Regions from separate parts of the Mus musculus genome. Here region 2 is linked to region 1. The links are chromatin loops, found by intact Hi-C in ENCODE. Cell type or tissue: gastrocnemius. All regions are shown on one strand.

Evidence for each region. A loop is a pair of places that touch in the nucleus more often than their neighbours do. Peaks named below come from ENCODE experiments on the same cell type or tissue, not always from the same donor. Only the 100,000 strongest peaks of a DNase experiment are listed, where the experiment ranks them.
Region 2: it touches region 1 in a loop (10-fold over the local background); 31 of 42 quality-filtered maps call a loop at or near these places.

Annotation. Positions count from the first base shown.
Region 1 is chr15:55,005,698-55,009,697 of GRCm38, reverse strand. No RefSeq gene overlaps it. Among named protein-coding and RNA genes, the nearest start is that of Gm2491, 21 kb to the right of the region's middle. In gastrocnemius, a CTCF peak has its summit at 1,693 (motif pointing right); a DNase peak (open chromatin) is centred at 1,707; H3K27ac peaks cover 354 bases.
Region 2 is chr15:54,779,052-54,783,051 of GRCm38, reverse strand. LOC115488560 (a small nucleolar RNA gene) reads left to right here and starts at 3,456; the gene lies at 3,456-3,598. In gastrocnemius, a CTCF peak has its summit at 2,147 (motif pointing left); a DNase peak (open chromatin) is centred at 2,143.

The sequences.
Region 1 (4,000 bases):
ACCACGATACTCACTGAAGTGTCCCACCAGCCCCTGGGAGAATGTTTTAATCGAACCTGTTTTATACCTTTTATACGGAACCTGGATGTTTATTTTTCTGCTTATTTGTGACTGAAGAAAATGGAGGTAAGTGAAAATTCATTTGCAGTTATTTCCCAATCGCCAGGCTGTTGTGGGTGCTGTATCGAGAAGGATACTTGAAGGATGAGATACTGTAGACAGCGCTAAAGACTGCGGTGCTGCGTGTGAGCAGCACAGCACAGGCCCAGCGTTTCGGAGAGGAGCGCCCAACACTGCGCTGCACACTGAACGTCTCTGATCTCTGCTCATTGGATGCCACGTCAGTTTTTACAACAATCGCAAGCTCTCTGTTTTTCTGTAGTATCCCTCGCTCCTGTGGTGGGCTCACAAGCACTGAGGGTGACCAACCTCTCATTGCTGCCCTTCAGCGTATGAGACCACCTACTCACATGTCATAAGTGGCAAACTGACGGGTTTCCATCCCAACAACTAAAACAAGCCTTTCGACCCCTCTCCCTCCTTCCCTCCCTATCACCTCTTTTTATTTTTTTTAATCTGTTTTTCTGTTTGAGACACAGTCTCATTATAGTCTTGACTCGCCTCAAACTATCTATGAAATCTGTGTAACCACGGGGGTCCTTCCGTGTCTGCCTCCCACGTGCTGAGGTTTCACGCATCTGCATCATGTGACACATTGCCTGCATAGCCTCATCATGTCTGCTTGCTAACCATTGTACCTGCCTCTCTGCTACCTGCCTTATGTGTGCCTTTTCTTGTTTTACACATGAACAATTGAGTGTAAAATAAGTAATTAAAATACATTCAGCATTTATTACTTACATTCTATGTGTAGTTACTGAGATAAATTCGTGAACGAGACAAAACTTGAGGTTGCCCAGCTAAGGCAGTAGAAAGCTCAGAATTGTAACTCAGTGACTGTTGGCTCAGGGAAACCTTTTACTGAGCAAGCCTGGTGACACCCCAGTTCAAACTCTAGAATCCACATAAAGATGGAAGAAGGGAACGAACTCCAGAAAATTGTCCTTTGACCTCCACACACATGGATGACATTTGGGCTTCCTCTTTCCCCTCTAGCTCTTTTTCTCCTTCACACACATATGGTGATAAAATAAAATGAAATATTTTAAATGATTTTAACTTAATGTTTTATTTCCAGAATAGCACATCGCCTCCTACTTCTTCATAGATTATAATCTGGAAGAAAAATTTAATCAGCCAAATTAATTCTAATTAACAAACTGTAGGAGTGTTCAGAAGGCATCCGCACGTACTATACAATCACTTTGACAGTCTTGCTCCTCCTTGGGGCTGCTGCAGCCCGTGCGCCCAGCACTCTCTAGTCACTAAAGGAGACATCAGCACTGGTGCACAGCCTATGTCACGTGACCTTAAAGAAGCAGGAGCCCAGACTCCTCCCGGACTATTGGCTCTTTCCTCTTTGAGAGCACTTGGCTTGGAATGTAGACTCCACTCAGACACCTGCGTTGGTGGGGCCCTTTCAGGTTTCAAGTAACCATCATTTCTTCCTTCTTCCTTTCCCTTTGTTCTTCCTGTCTGTTCTTTCCTTCTTCCACTTGTTTATTCTACGTGTATGAGTGTTTTACCCACATGTCGGGTATGTGGACCACAACCCTGTGTGCAGTACCCAGAAAGGCCAGAAGAGGGTATTGGAGCCCTTGGAACCAAAATCAACTAAAATTCAAGCCACTGGCACCCTCTGAAGTGGAAGATTTTCTTGGTCTGATTATGTGAAGCAGGCAGACCCAGCCATCAGTGTGGACAGCATCTTCTGCTGGCAGCCTAAATGAACGGACATGGAAGAGAGACATGTGCTTCTTGGCCTAGTTGGCCTCACTGTAGCTGGGAGTCCCTCTACTCTGTTGCTACAGTGTCATTTCGTGTTTGTTACCTCCTCCAGTTTCCAATGTAGAGGGAGACCAGCATTTTTCCTGAGATCAGCCAGGTCTGTAGGGCCAGACTGGGATTGTTAAGACATCCAGCCTCATGTCCGGCCTCACTGAGCAAAGTCTGGATTCTCAGTCTCTTCAGTGTGAAAAAGCCTTACTGGACTACTGCGACTGTGTCCTGGAAGCCAGCCTAATTAATTGCCCTTTAACACATGTATTCAGTCGATCAGTTCTCTTCCTTTAGAGCCATTATGTGAGAGCAAGGATTGGAACCCATCTCCTCTGCAGGAGCAGTCGGTGCTCTTAACAACCAAGTCATCTCTCCAGCCCTCATAGAACGTTTATGAAAACTCACACTTTTCCAGTGGTCAGGAAAACGCTGTCCTCAATTGCGTATATCCACTATAGTTTTCTTATATGTCGATTCCTTGGTTACTGTGGTGTTATGTGAAACATTGGTGAATTAACACTGCCATTCGTTTACTTATACAATCGTCTTTCTTGCTTGGTTCGAGAATTGCAAGCTTATATGGCAGTGGCTCACAGTTCCCGGACTGGATTTCTTCTCATTTTCTCACATTCAATCACTGAAAAGTATCCTCCAGAGGGAGGGCTTTTTTTATTTTTATTTTTAATTTCTCCCCAGTGGTTCCTATACCAGACAACCTGGTAATTATATATGTTAGATACCATGGGGGTGGCAGAGACGGGAAGGGTTCCCACAAGTTGGAGGAGTCAGAAATTAAAAAAAATTTTTTTTGTTATTTCTCAAGATAAACTTTTACACCAAAACATGTTACTTGGGTGTGTAAAGGGCCCTTCCCATTTGATCATGAGTCACCACACCATTACCCTGTTTATGAGGCGCACTCACCCTTAACCATTTAGCCACCATGCTCACTGCACTTAAGCATTGTCTCTGCATGCACTGAGTTGAACGTGAAAGTAGAAGCTGGTTTTACCAGCTAAAGAGCCACGCAGAGATCAAGTCCTGGAAGACAGGGGGCTTGGGCTCTGCTTCCCAGTTCTGTGATTATCTTGTTCTGTGGCCTGAAAGAAATCCCCCCAATCTCAACGGGGGCCCAACTCTGAAAAATGGAAAAATAAATAAGATTGTTTCAAGGTGTCTCAGCGGCTGCCAAGCTGCTAGCGCTATTTCTGTTGTGACTGATGGTAAAAGTCTTTACTTTGGGTCTTAAAGACAGCCTTGTGTGGTTTTAGTTCAGTTTTTGAAAAAAGACATCTCCAGTAGTCTGCATATACTCTGAAAGTACGGACAAGGTATTGAATAGTTAGCTGGGTAAGTTTCTGAAGTACTATAAACTGTTTTCATATCTTTTGAACCCATCGACCTCCCTCCCCGCTACCAAGACCGCCTCACATTGTGGCTGCCCCTCAGCTGCTGTGAGTTCTAGGTCCTTTTCAGTCTTCACAATCATCAGAAGTCACAGAGATTTGATAGACAGCAACCCATGGCTGGTGGAGGGGCATCCACCCGTGAGTCTACCGCCCTGCTTTCAAGGAGCCTGGGCCTAGCAGTAGATGGTGCGCATGCGCGTGCCACTCGCACTGGACCCTGTAGTCTGAACCCGATCATAAACCAATGAGACATCAGGGCAGATCATGTTGGGGGTACAGAGATCTTTCTCTGTTTCTCTGTTCATCTGTTCATCTGTTTCTCTGTTTCTCTGTTGGGTGTACAGAGATCTTTCTCAGTTTCTCTGTTCGAGCCACAGTTCTGTGCTTTGATAATTTTCAAGTGACGATTTCCTTTCCTTTCTGTCAGTGTTTGACAGGGTCTCCCTTTGTAGCACCGGCTGGCCAGCAATCCACCGTATGGACTAAGCTGGCCTCAAAGTCACTGCCATTCTCCTTCATCTGCCTTCTGAGGGTTGGACTCTCAGTCAGTGACACATACCTGGCTTTAGTGAAGTTTTGTTTATTCTTTTGAGACAGGCTTTCCCTAGGTATTCCAAGAGCTTTGGGCTTTTGATTTTCCTGCCTCAGTTTTCCTCCTACCATAATCGCCCTCCTGTAGGGACCATAGGCAT
Region 2 (4,000 bases), 230 kb after region 1:
GTTTGTTTGTTTCTTAAACAGCTGCTCTCCTCCATTGTCTTTGCATATAAGTGTTTGAATATTATTTAAATCTATTTTGGAATCATCTTATAACTCACTATATATCGCAAACAGGCCTTGGATTTATGGCCTTTGTGGGCTTCAGCCTTCTGAACAGCTAGAGTTACAAGCTTGTGTCATGCAACCTAGCTTTGTGTTAGTTTTTATTTGAATATTTGAATTTTCCAGTGATGCTTTCTGGACCTGGTATTTTAGTGTGTGTGTGTGGGGAGTTGTTTGTATTTTTATTTATTAAATCTCTACTTTTTTGCAGATTTCCTTTTCTTCTTTGTTTAGTATTATTGTACATCTCTAAGAATTCACCTCTTTTCTTGGTATAAGTTGTCACTACACATTTGTTTATAGTATTTTCCTGTAGCTTCTTGTAGCTGCTTTTGCCTTTTACTTTTTGAGACAGAGTATCAAGCAGCCTGAGCTAGCCTCGGCCAAGGACGACCTGGAACTCTTCACTCTGTCCCTCAACACTGTGTTATGTCTATTCTGTATTTTAGTAGCCTATCTATCTAGTCTTTATTTCTTCCTTTATACGTTAGTGTGGATATTGTTTATATTTTCTTTTCCTTCCTTCTTTTTCTTCTTCTGCTGGGTATCGAACCCAGGCCCTTGCACAGGCTAGGCATGAGCTGCCTCCACATGCATAGTTCTGATGGTTTATGTGACTAACGAATGACTGTCTTCCCAAGGGCACGCCGTCTAACAGACCTAAAGGGAAGTGAGCTGCTTTTTGTGCTCTAGCTCTGGAGGTTGCTCGCTACCCGGTGCTGCCGTCTGTTGATCTCACAGACACTCGCCAACTTAAGAAGATTCCCTAGGAGACAGCATGACGGGATGGAAAAAAATTATCTTTCATTCAAGCAGCCTCCATTTTGACTTGTTGCTCTTCCAGGTTGTCAAAAGTTGAGCTAGTTCCTTCTCGAAATGGTGCGCATAGTGTCTGTACTCTTTCTTTAGAAGACAATGTGTTTGTATTGGGTGGAAATCAATGGCTACTGGACCAGTGTTTGGGACACACAGGCTCAAGTTGACAGAGCCTTGTCCTTGAGTCCCCTTGAGTTGCAGAGCTGTATAATGAGAGGGATGTTTTATTTGCCTTGTATTTTTGTGACAAAGAATAAAATTTACCTTTCCTGAGCATGCTTGAACTTAGAATCAGTTTGATGTGCCATTTCAGGCTTCACCTACACCTATGCAAGGTGTTATATATGTGATATGTCTTAACTTGGACCCCCTTCCCCCCCAGCCCCCAAATGTGAGTTACTATGTATGCAGTATGTCTTAGCCTCAGCCTCAGGCTCAGCCCCAGCCTCTGTTTCAACTCAGCCTCTCCTAATTTGTCACTCATCCTGTGAAAAGCTTATTTTAAAACTTTTTTTGCAGGAAGAACATGAAGGTTCCCTTCAGCATACCTTTAACTCAGGGCATTTATTTTTTACTGAGGACAGACTGCTGTGGAACAGATAAGCCTTTAATAGCTGATATTTGTGCTGTCATTAAATCTCTCTATATGTAGCCTTTCTACAGGTCCATCTCCAACTTCAGGAATGGCCAACTCGCAAGGATTCAGCCCAGTTGTTCCCATGTTATTCTTTTGCTGCTGTCTCCATAACAGAAGAACAACGATAGGGGTTCTTAACTGCATTGCTTACCTCTGTAGGATGCACAAAGCGACTTCTCTTTTTTTCTGTTTGAGCATAAACAGAGTATTGCAGAGATTCACCCTATTCTACTATCTCAGCAGTATGCCACTATGTACATTGTTGGAAATTCTGTCTTCCATGTTTTCCATCAAGCTGCCATACACTCAGACTTGAAGATGATGTTTAATAAACAACAAATTCACTGGAACAAGATGGAGAAAATGAAGAATTCAATTTCTTTAGAAATGTCACAGGTATGAGACTCTGACACTTTCAGAACTACGAAGAAGAAAATAAAGAATAGCAACTTTATTTTCTATTTTGTCTGGAAAAGACAGAGTGACTAAACCTTAGTTCCTTCTTTCTTCCCCCCCCTTGTTTTCATAATTAATCTTACCCTAAATCACACACCATCTACAAAGAAATGTATGTAACACAGGCGCCCCCTCGTGGTTCTTTTCTGTCTAAGGTCGCACAAAATTAAGACTTCATTCACTAAAGGTGAATCATTTCAGGGCTGCAAGCGCCTTTATAAACAGAAACAAAATGCAGATGCCCGGGAAAGCCTCTAGCCCCCCAGAGAACATTCCACTCCCTCCTAAAATTATATAACGTTGTCTGAAGGAATATAAAACATAGTTTTAAAAACTGCACACAAAGATCTTTGTTTTGGGGGTGGTGTTGGTAGTGGTGATCAGAAGTCAACTCTTGTGCTGTTTCTCAAAAGCCATCCACTGTGTACTCTGAGATAGTCCCCCAGCGGTTGGCCCAGGATCCACTGGTCTCCACTTCTCCATGCCCAGGACTGGGATTGTAACCAGCATGGGTTTTATGTGGGCTCTGGGAATGCAGCTCAGGTTCCTGTGTTTGTGAGGCAAGCCCTGTCCAGATAATTTTTTTGCTACCAATATACCAACTTTAGCTGTTTGGCAATGAGAAACCCGAATTCCTCATTACCCATGTTTAAAGAGAGCTTGAGAGATTGTGGGGATAAATAGAGATTCATAAAAAAAAGCTATTCTTCATTGGGATAAACTTTAAAATATGAGTTTCCACAAACGTGAAAGGAAGTGAGGGCAGGTAGAGAAGACTGATCAAACTGTGTCCCACCAGTGGTATATGTGGATCGTGTACAGACAAGGATAGCTATGAATGTAGCCCAACACAAAATCAGAAACTCATGCGGTGCTGTGTGTGTGTCACAGTTTGAATAAAATGGCCCCATGGGCCCATAGGTTCTTCCTCCCAGCCCCATGCTCCCAGAAATAAGACTCGGACTCAAAATATATTTACTAACACCTTGGCTCTTCTCTGACTAGAATCATAGCTTAAGATAACTCTTTTATTTTGTCTCCTGCCTGGCTCCATCCCAGAATTCTTTCTGCCTCCTGGATGTCCCACCTCTTATTTCCTGCATAAACCATAGGCTATCAGATTTATTATTGACAGGTGCCACATCCATACAGACATAAGATATTCTTTCTACAGGAAGTGGCACTGTTAAGAGGTGTGGCCTTGTTGGAGGAAGTGTGTCACTGAGGTTAGGCTTTGAGGTCTCACATGCTCAAGCCAGACCCAGGGACTCACTGTCTTTTCCTACTGCCTGCCTATCCAGATGTAGAACTCTCGGCTCCTCTAGCACATGTCTGCCTGTGTGCCACCATGCTTCCTCCCATGCTGATAATGAACCCCTGAAATGTAAGCCAGCCCTAATTAAATGCTTTCCTTTATAAGAGTTGTTTTGATCAACCCCTCCCAATCCCCAGAAATGGGCAAAGAATCACCTTGTTGGTGATGTTGTTCTTATATCAGTCAGGGGCAGAGCAGATGGCAGTCCATTGTTCATCCTAGCTTGGTGCCTGGCTTGGTGGCCAAAGCTGTTTTTTTTTTTTGCCAGGAAATATAAAAATCAAATCAAATCCAATCAAATCCAGGCATCTCACATGGGAGGAGGTGGACTGCCATGCTACCCACAGACCTGGTGTACAGCACAGGTGGACCATAGACCTAACTGCCTCCACACCATGCAGTAGGGATGGATGATGTCACTCAGGGCCTTGCTAGCCACAGAGCCACCAGAGTGTGCTAGTATATGATGGACAGCTGAGAGAAAACAGAGTGGAGCAGCTTGAGCACTATCGAGAGAGAGAGAGAGAGAGAGAGAGAGAGAGGGAGGGAGAAAGAGAGAGAGAGAGAGGGAGGGAGGGAGAGAGGGAGGGAGGGAGAGAGAGAGAGAGAGAGAGAGAGAGAGAGAGAGAAAGAGAGAGAGAGAGAACTGGAGTCTTAAGGTTGGAGAGGAGTCG